2 separate regions of the Homo sapiens genome follow, and region 1 is linked to region 2. Evidence: read pairs that join two places in POLR2A ChIA-PET (ENCODE). Cell type or tissue: endothelial cell of umbilical vein. All regions are shown on one strand.

Region 1 (5,000 bases), 150 kb before region 2:
TGAGTCCTAGGGCTGAACAGGGTCCACTGACAGTGGACTGGGGGTGGAGAGGGAAGCGACCTACTGAGACACCATCTAAGGGAGTACTGACATCACCCCTCCCCTAACCCCAGGATGCACAGCTTGTGGCTCCAAAAGAGACACTTCCATCCACTTGAGGAGAGGAGACAAAGTGTGAGGACGACTTTGTCTTGGAGCTGGGATACCAGCTCAGCCAGAGCAGGATAGGGCACTGGTCAGAGTCATGAGGTCCTCGTTCTAGGCCCTAGCTCCTGGACACTTCTAGATACACCCTGGACCAGAAGGGAACCCACAGCCTTGTAGGGAAGGATCCAGTCCTGGCAGGATTCATCAACTGCAAACTAAAGAGCCCTTGGGCACTGAATAATGAGCAGTGATACCCAGGTATCAAGGGCTTGGGTGAGATGGTGAGACTTGCTGGCATCAGGTGAGATTCTGCACATTCCCACCTGTGGTGGCTATGGGGCAAAACTCCTTCTGCTTGAGAAAAGCAGAAGGAAAAGTGAAAGGGACTTTGTCTTGCAACTCGGGTACCAACTTGGCCACAGGGGGTTGAGCATCAAGTAGGCTCTTGGGATTTCCAGGAACTGCCTCTTGGATGACATTCTGGGACATGCCCTGGGCCAGAGGGTATACCACTCCCCTGAAGGGTGAGTTCAAGACCAGGCAGCATTCACCACAGACTGATAGAAGAGCCTTTGGGCCTTAAGGAAATATCTGAGGTAGAATGGCAGTACTCGCCATAAGCCTGAGATGGTGGTTGCCATGGGGTTAGGCTCCTCTGCTTTTGGAATGTGAAGGGAAAAGTGCAAAGGACTATGTCATGCGGTTTGAGGGCAAGCTCAGCCATACTACAAGAGAACACTAGGTGGACATCTAAGGACTTTACTTCAGTCCCTGGCTCCTGGATGGCACCTATGGACTCACCTAGGGCCTGGGGGAACTTGCTGCCCTGACGGGAAGAAAATAGGCCCTGTTGGCTTTGTAACCTGCTGATTGTAGAGCTGCAGGACTTTGAGTGAACACAGATGGTAGCCAGAAAGTGGTTCTAGCAGGACTTGAGCAAGACCCAGTGTTGTGCTGGTTTCAGGCCTGATCCAGTGCAGTCCTAGAGATGGTGGCCACAAGGGTGCTTGTGCTACACCACCACCAGCTCCAGGTAGCTCAAGGAGGGAGAGGGAGAGGGAGAGGGAGCGGGAGCGGGAGCGGGCATAGATGGTAGCCAGAAAGTGGTTACAGCAGGACTTGAGCAAGACCCAATATTGTGCTGGCTTCAGGCCTGATCCAGTGCAGTCCTAGAGATGGTGGCCACAAGGGTGCTTGTGCTACACCACCATCAGCTCCAGGTAGCTCAAGGAGAGAGAGGGGGGAGAGAGCGGGGGGAGGGGAGGAGAGAGAGAGAGAGGGAGAGAGAGAGAGAGTGGGGAGAGGGGCAGCGGGGAGAGAGAGAGAGAATGAGAGAAGACTCATTTTTTTTGGGAGAAAGGAAGGGAGGACAACAATAGCCTGCTTGATAATCCAGAGAATTCTTTAGGATCTTGTATAAGATTATCAAGGTGGTACCTTTACAAGTCTGCAAGAATCTCAGCGTTACTGGGCTTGGGATGCCCGCTAAAGCTTATAACACTCAGGTCCTTTCATAATATTTGGAAAGCCTTCCCAAGAAGGATGAGTACAAATGAGCACAGACTGCAAAGACTACAGGAAATACATAACACTTTAATGCCCAGACACAGATGAACATCTGCAAGTATCAAGACAACCCAGGAAAACATGACCTCACCACATGAACTAAATAAGGCACCAGGGTCCAAACCTGGAAAAACAGAGATATGTGGCCACTGAGACAAAGAATACAAAATAGCTGTGTTGAATAAACTCAAGAATAAATTCAAGACAAGACAGAGAAGAAATTCAGACTTCTATCAGATAAATTTAACAAAGAGAATTAAGTAACTAAAAAAGAAGCAACAAGAAATTCTAAAGCTTAAAAATATAATTGGCATACTAAAGAGTGCATCAAAGTCCTTTAACAGCAGAACTGATTAAGCAGAAGAAAGAATTAGTGAGCTTGAATACAGGCCATTTGAAACTACACAGAGGAGACAAAAGAAAAAAGAATAAGAAACATGCCTACACGATCAAGAGAATAGTCTCAAAAGGGCAAATCCAAGAGTTACAGGCCTAAAAAGAGGAGATACAGAAAGAAATAGGGGTAGAAAGATTATTCAAAAGGATAATAACAGAGAACTTCCCAAACCTAGAGAAAGATATCAATAGCCATTGTAGAAGAGTGGTATAGAACATCAAGCAGATTGAACCCTAAGATTATTTAATACCTCATGGTATTTAGTATTCAAACTCCCAATGGTCAAGGATAAAGAAAGGATCTTAAAAGCAGCATGAGAAAAATAAAAAAAAAACTACAAATAACATACAATATAGCTCCAATACTTTTGGCAGCAGATTTTTCAGTGGAAACCTTATAGACCAAGAAAGAGGGGCATGACATATTTATAGTGCTGAAAGAAGAAATCTTTTACCCTAGAATAGAATATTTTTCAAACATGAACAAGAAATAAAGACTTTCCCAACAAAAGCTGAGGGATTTTTATCAACACCAGATCTGTCTTACAAGACACGCTAAACGAAGTACTTCGATCAGAAAAAAAGCAGTAAGTAATCACCTGAAGGTACAAAACTCACTGGTAATAGTAAGTACACAGAAAAATACAGAATATTACAACACTGTAACTGGGGTTTGCAGACTATTCTTATCTTAAGTAGAAAGACTAATAAACCAATTAAAAATAATAATTATAAAAACTTTTGAAGACATAGTCCGTACATTAAGATATAAATAGAAAAAACAAAAAGTTAAACAGTGGAGGGATAACGTTAAAGTGTAGACTTTTATTAGTTTGTGGCTTGCTTGCTTGTTTGTTTATGCAAAAAGTGTTAAGTTGTTATCAGGTTAAAATAATATGTTATAAGATAGTATTTGCAAGCTTCATGGTAATATCAAACCAAAAAACATACAATGGAGAGAAAAAAATAAAAAGCAAGAAACTAAGTCATATCACCAGAGAAAATCATCTTCACTAAAGAAAGACAGGATGAAAAGACCACAAAACAACCAGAGAACAAATAATAAAATGGCAGGAGAAAATCCTTACTTATCAATAATAACACTGAATGTAATTACACTAAATGCTTCCATTAAAAAACAAAGACTGGCAGAATGGATGGAAAAACAAGACCTATTGATCTGTTGCCTACGAGAAGAACACTTCACCTACAAAGACACCATAGACTGAAAATAAAGGAATGGAAAAAGATATTCCATGCCAATAAAAACATAAAAAGAGCAGGAATTGATACACTTATATCAGACAAAATAGATTTCAAGGCCAAACTATTAGAAGAGACAAAGAAGGTCACTATATAATGATAAACAAGTCAATTCAGGAAGAGGATATAAAAATTTTAAATATGTATGCCCCCAGTACTTGAGCACTCAGATAAATAATGCAAATATTACTACAGCTAAAGAGAGAGAGGCCCCAACACAATAGTAGCTGGAGACTTCAACACCTACTTTAAGCATTGGAAAGATCTTCCAGGAAGAAAATCAAAGAAACATCAGATTTGGTCTGCAGTATAGACCAAATAGATCTAATAGATATTTACACATCATTTCACACAATGGCTGCAGAGTACACATTCCTCTCCTTAGCACATGGAACATTCTCTAGAATAGACCATATGTTAGGTCACAAAATATGTCTTAAAACATTTTTTAAAAACTAAAATAATATCAAGCATCTTCTCTGACCACAATGAAATAAAACTAGAAATCAATAACAAGAGGAATTTTGGAAACTATACAAATATATAGAAATTAAACAATATGCTCCTGAATGACCACTGGGTCAATTAAGAAATTAAGAAGAAAACTGAAAAATTTATTGAAACAAATGATAACAGAAACAATACATATCAAAACCTATGGGATACAGCAAAAGCAGTACTAAGAGGGAAGTTTATAGCTGTAAGGGCCTACATTAAAAAAGGAGGAAACTTCAAATAAGCAATCTAATAATGCATCTTAAAGAACTAGACAAGCAAGGGCAAACCAAACCCAAGAGTAGTAGCAGAAAAGAAATAAAGATCAGAGGAGAAAGAAATCAAATTGGAATGAAGAAAAAAAAATCAAAGATCAATGAAACAAACATTTAAGTTTTTTTTGAAAAATTAAACAATATTGACAAACCATTAGCCACATTAACTAGAAAAAAAGAGAGAGGGAAGATCCAAATAAATACAATCAAAAATAAAAAAGGTGACATTACAATTGATACTGCAGAAATTCAAAGGATCATTAGTGGCTACTATTAGCAACTGTATCCCAATAAATTGCAAAATCTAGTAGAAATGGACAAATTCCTAGATATGTATAACCTAACATGGTTGAAACATGAAGAAATCTAAAACCTGAATAGAGCAATAACAAGTAATGAGATCAAAGCTGTAATAAAATATCTCCCAGTAAAGAAGTCCAAGACCCGATGGCTTCCCTGCTTTCTACCAAACATTTTAAGAAGAATTAATACCAATTCTATTCACACTATTCTGAAAAATAGACGAGGGAATACTTCTAAATTCATTGTGTGAGGCTAATATTACCCTGATACTAAGACCAAACACACATAAAAAAGAAAACTATAGGCCAATATCTCTCATGAATATTGATGCAAAACTCCTCAATGAAATATTAGTAAAATGAATTCAGCAATACATCAGAAAGATCATTCACCATGACCAAGTGGGATTTATTCCTGGGATTCAAGGATTGTTCAACATATGCAAATCAGTCAATGTAATACATCATATCAACAGAATGATGGGGAAAACCATATGATCATTTCAATTGATGCTAACAAAGCATTTGATAAAATTCAACATCCCTTTGTGATAAA
Region 2 (5,000 bases):
ATGTGGTGTGATTCCACTTATATAAGTTTCTTGATTTAACAATATTATAGAAATGGAGAACAAATTAGTGTTTACAAGGAGTTCAGGTGGGAGATGGGGAAAGGGAAGTGGGTATTTTACAAATAGGCAAATTGAGGGATCCTTGTGTTGATGAAAATGTCCTTTATCTTCACTGGGTCAGTGTCAAACTCCTGATTGTGACACTGTACTGTTTTGCTAAATATTACCATTTGAGGAAACTGGATAGAGGGTACAGAGGATCTCTCTTTAGAAAATATTTTAACCACATGTAATTCTACAACTATCTAAAAAGTTTAATTAAAAAATCAATTATAATTTTATATACCAGGAACAACAATCAGAAAATAAAATTTAGAAAGATAATTCCAATGACTATGGAGCAGGATGGCTGACTAAATGCAGCCAGAAAGTGCCTCTCCCACTTCACTGAACCCAAAATATCCAGTAAACCATCACACTTTCTTTTTAAAGAAAACACTGAAAGTTGATAGAAAGGTACTACTGACACTGAGGTAGAAGAGGGAGGATGCTGGGAACACTGCAAAACATTGCCGAGTACCAGGACCAGCTCCCAGCCCTCAACAGTTCCTAAGAAAGGTGTAAGTGAAGGAACTGCAGAGAAACACACTGGCATCCTAGCTACCTCTGGGATCCCATGACCCCCAGACAGCTGAATTGACAGGGAGAACTGCCCAGAGAATAGGCAGAGGCAGAGGTCAAGCCTGCATGGAATGCAGGAGGTTGTGAATATAGGGCAGCTGCAGCAAAACATAACCATAGGCACCTATTCCCAAAGGCTCTTCATATAGCTCTGAGCGGCTCTACCTCCTGCTGACTGCTGGGATGGGAGAAAGGAGGGCTACCTTTCCTGCAGGATAGGAGTCTGTCTGATCTGTATGCTTCTCTCTCTGCCAACCGCTCACAAGGCCCCTGCATGACCACAATTGCCCCACCGAATTGCTTTGCTGGCAGCCTGGGAAATGCAGACTGTTAGGCCAAGAATGTTACACTATAAAGGATTCAATAGCTCTCAGCCAATATGTGGCAAATAATATTAATGTATAGCTTTAGAATATTAAAACAAAAGTAAATTCATAATTTGCAGGATAACCAAATCCCTAGTTTAAAAACAGAAAAAAAAACCCACAAAAAACAAAAGAAGCATAAGCATTTAATGTTTCTTTGTGTCACAGAAAAAATCTCTGCAGCAGATTCTGAACATGTGGTAGGTTACATAGAATGATATTATATATATATGGTATATTATATCAAATATATACAAAATATACACATTTGTATACACGCATTTGCTTAAATTGCATTAAGTTCTATAATATTACCGAATAATAATTTTCCTCCTTTTCTATATGACACAGGATGCATCAATGCTTATCAATAGGGGAATGAAGTGAATATTTTGCAAATGTCTATATTGTTTATCACTCTATCTCCCTGGTAACCACAATGTTTGGCATATGATAGGTGTTTAATAAATATTTGTTGCATGAGTTAATGAATATATCCCATTATAGGCCCCCCTCTATATTCTGAAAGACTCAATCTTTTGAAAGAATGCAAAGAAAGATGGATTTCATTTTTCAGCATTCCCCAACCTTTTTGGCGCCAGGGACTAGTTTCATGGAAGACAATGTTTCCGTGAACTGGGGGTGGGGAAGTGGTTTCAGGATGATTCAAGCACATTATATTTATTGTGTACTTTATTTCTATTATTACATTGTAATATATTATGAAATAATTATACAACTCACCATAATGTTGAATCAGTGAGAGCCCTGAGCTTGTTTTCCTGCAACTAGATGGTCCCATCTCGGGGTGATGGGAGATAGTGACGCCCAAAATGTGTTGCTTATATTCAGTCTGCTCCATAATCTCATTTTGGTTGCTGTCACTGCAGGAAACCCTGCTTCACAAAGACAGGATGTTGGCAATGGAAGCAGGCTTTTTAGTGCTTTTGTGGCAATCTCAGGATATTCCGCCTTGACTTTAGTCTAGAACATATGGAGATTTGAAGTTGTCTCAAACATACTTTTAAGGCCACCATAATTTGAAGTCAAGCAGTGGATCCTCTTCTAGCAAGGACAAAGGCAATTCACCTGACTTATTCAGGAATGGGTCACAAATCCATTCCTTCCAGTTCGGGGGTCTTTTGTGGTTGGGAGGTAATACTCAACTCTTTTGAAAGCCGAGATAGGTGATCATACACTAGCTGAGAGAAAGGCAGCCCTGGCTCAGTCTCTCAAAATCTCTGCTAATGCTTGAAACATGTCAGAAATCCCAATGTTCCTTCATCACCCCCATAATTCCAGTTTGGTTTTGAATGGAGCCATTTTATCTGCCGACTTGAACACACTTGTTGTTCTCCCCTGAAGCGACAGATCGAGTTCTCTGTGCAGGTTGAATAGGTCACACAAGTAAGCAAGTTTTGGGACCCTTTCTGTGTCACTGAAATGTGCTGCCAGTGGTGATTGTTTTTCTAAAAGAAAAGAACTATTCTCCTAAAAGAAATCTCTGAAGCGGCTCTTGTAACTCAAACTCTGGCCAGTGATCTACCTTTAGAAAACCATCTCACTCCTGTGTATTAGAGAAGATGTGTGTGCTCTGTGTCCATCTCCTCACAGAGCTGCGCAAACAGATGTGAGTTAAGGGCATGTATTTTAATGTGGTTGATAATTTTAATCACATCCTGTAAAATGCTGTTAAGTTCAGGTGACATTTTTTGGCTAGCCAGCATTTCTCTAAGGATAACAGGGTGTGTAGGCTCACATTCAGAAGCGACCTCTTTGACCCAAGTAGTGAAACCAAAAAGCTGTCAAGTAATGGTAGCTGCTCCATCTGTGCATATGCTGACAGAAAATGACCAGTTTCGTTTTCCTGATATGTAATCATTCAAAGACTTGAATAGTTCTGCAGCTGTGGTGCTGGTTGGCAACAAAAGCACACAAAACATTTCCTCATGTATATCCTCCTGAAAAATACATCATACAAAAACAAGCATTGTTCCCTTGTTGTCAACACTGGTAGACCCATCAACCTGGATTGCATACCACAGTGATTCATTAATCCTCTCTAACAGTTGTGCCTCCATGTACTCTGCTATTTCATTGATTCGTCTAGTTAGGGTGCTAGCTCAAAGGGGAAGATATGCCACCTTTTGAATTGCAGCCTCTCCTAAAAGTTCATGAAATATGTCCTTAGCAGCAGGCAGGATCAACTCTTCATGTAAAGGGCTCCTTAGCTTTAGCAATGTGGTTAGCCACTAAGAATGATGGTCTCAGTGGAGACACATTTGATGAAATAGTGGCCTTTAGTAATTGCTTCTGTTCTTTATGTTCATGTTCTTTTCTTTTGAAAAACTCCAAAGGCTTGTCTTCTAATGCAGGGCGTGTAGTCTCCATGTGGTGAAGCAGTTTTGAAGGTTTCATGGCTTTGGACAGCCAGTCACCACATATTACACAAAGCAGGCTCTGAGAATGTGAAATCACCTACTGCAATGAACCCATAACTTATGTAAGACTCTCGGTATTTTCTTTTAAATGCAGCTTTTTTTTTTTTTTGGTTGGCAGTCTTAGAGTCTTCTGCTATCTCATCATTGGGTCTGTCTCCCTTTTCAAAGAAGCTCTCCAGTGATGTTTGGCTTTTACTTATTTTGGGTAGGGTTAGCTGGTGGGTTTACCAAAACTCTGACTAAGAAAAGTGTGTAATGCAGGAAAGAGAAGCAGATGAAAGTGGTAAATAAAATAATAAGCAGGCCACTCATGAATTAAAAGAAGTGCTGGATTCTGACTTAAAGCGTTACCACCAGATGCAGCTGTACAATTGAAGTACATCACCTCACTTGCCACTATAAAGCTTGACGTCAGATGCAGCTTGCCACCTGCCACTCACTGATTGGGTTTTGAAATGAGTCTGCAAGTAATTGATTTACTATGGTCTCTGTGCAGTCAAACCTCTCTGCTAATGTTAATCTGTATTTGCAGCTGTTCCCCAGCGCTAGCATCATTGCCTCAGCTCCACTTCAGATCATCAGGCATTACATTCTCATAAGGAGTGCACAACCTAGATCTCTCACATGTGTAGTTCACAATAGGGTTCACACTCCAATAAGAATCTAATGCTGCCTCTGATCTAACAGAAGGCAGGGCTCAGGTGCTAATGTGAGCAGTGGGGAGTGGCTGTAAATACAGATGAAGCTTCACTTGCTCATCTGCTGCTCACCTCTTGCTGTGCAGCCCAGTTCTCAACAGGTCACGGACTGCTACTGGTCCATGGTCCGGGGGTCGGGGACCCCTGCTTGTTTTTGTTTTTTTTTTTAAGAGATGGAGTCTCACTCTGTTGCTCAGGTTGGAGTGCAGTGGCGTGATCTTGGCTCACTGCAACCTCCACCTCCCAGGTTCAAGCGATTCTCCTGCCTCATCCTCCCGAGTAGCTGGGACTACAGGCGCACGCCACCACGCCCTGCTAATTTCGATTGTATTTTAGTAGACACAGGGTTTCACCATGTTGCCTAGGCTGGTCTCGAACTCCTGAGCTCAGGCAATCCACCGGCCTCGGCCTCCCAAAGTGCTAGGATTACAGGCGTGAGCCACCACACCCAGCCAACCCTGATTTTTATATTAACTGTATTACCAAACATACTTTCATTGTAAAGTTTAGGGGTAAGATCAAACAAAACCCTCTGAATCAGAACAGTTATCCCTCAATCTCTGGGTTTGTCTCAGTATTGGGGATTTCTCCTGAGTCTCCTTAGGTGAACATTCACTTATCTGTTAGGGAACAGGCAACAACTAAAGCATTTTTATGTGATGAGTAACTAAAATTATGAGACTTTGTTTTTAAGCCCACTTTAATGGTTTTCATTTATTTTGGTATTTAATCACCTTCTACCATACATTATTTATTGAGTGTTTCTTATACAGTCATGCATTGCTTAACAACAGGGATATGTTCTCAGAAATATG

The links. Peaks named below come from ENCODE experiments on the same cell type or tissue, not always from the same donor. Only the 100,000 strongest peaks of a DNase experiment are listed, where the experiment ranks them.
Region 1: POLR2A ChIA-PET joins it to region 2 with 5 read pairs; 2 of 35 experiments call an interaction of 5 or more read pairs at or near these places.

The regions. Positions count from the first base shown.
Region 1 is chr14:66,798,023-66,803,022 of GRCh38, reverse strand. The region is part of intron 3 of GPHN (gephyrin); the gene reads right to left. Among named protein-coding and RNA genes, the nearest start is that of GPHN, 290 kb to the right of the region's middle. In endothelial cell of umbilical vein, no CTCF peak of the experiment used is centred here; no DNase peak of the experiment used is centred here.
Region 2 is chr14:66,648,689-66,653,688 of GRCh38, reverse strand. The region is part of intron 1 of GPHN (gephyrin); the gene reads right to left. Among named protein-coding and RNA genes, the nearest start is that of GPHN, 140 kb to the right of the region's middle. RefSeq lists enhancers at 2,589-2,678, 2,759-2,818, 2,869-2,928, 2,939-3,138. In endothelial cell of umbilical vein, no CTCF peak of the experiment used is centred here; a DNase peak (open chromatin) is centred at 3,008; H3K27ac peaks cover 1,569 bases.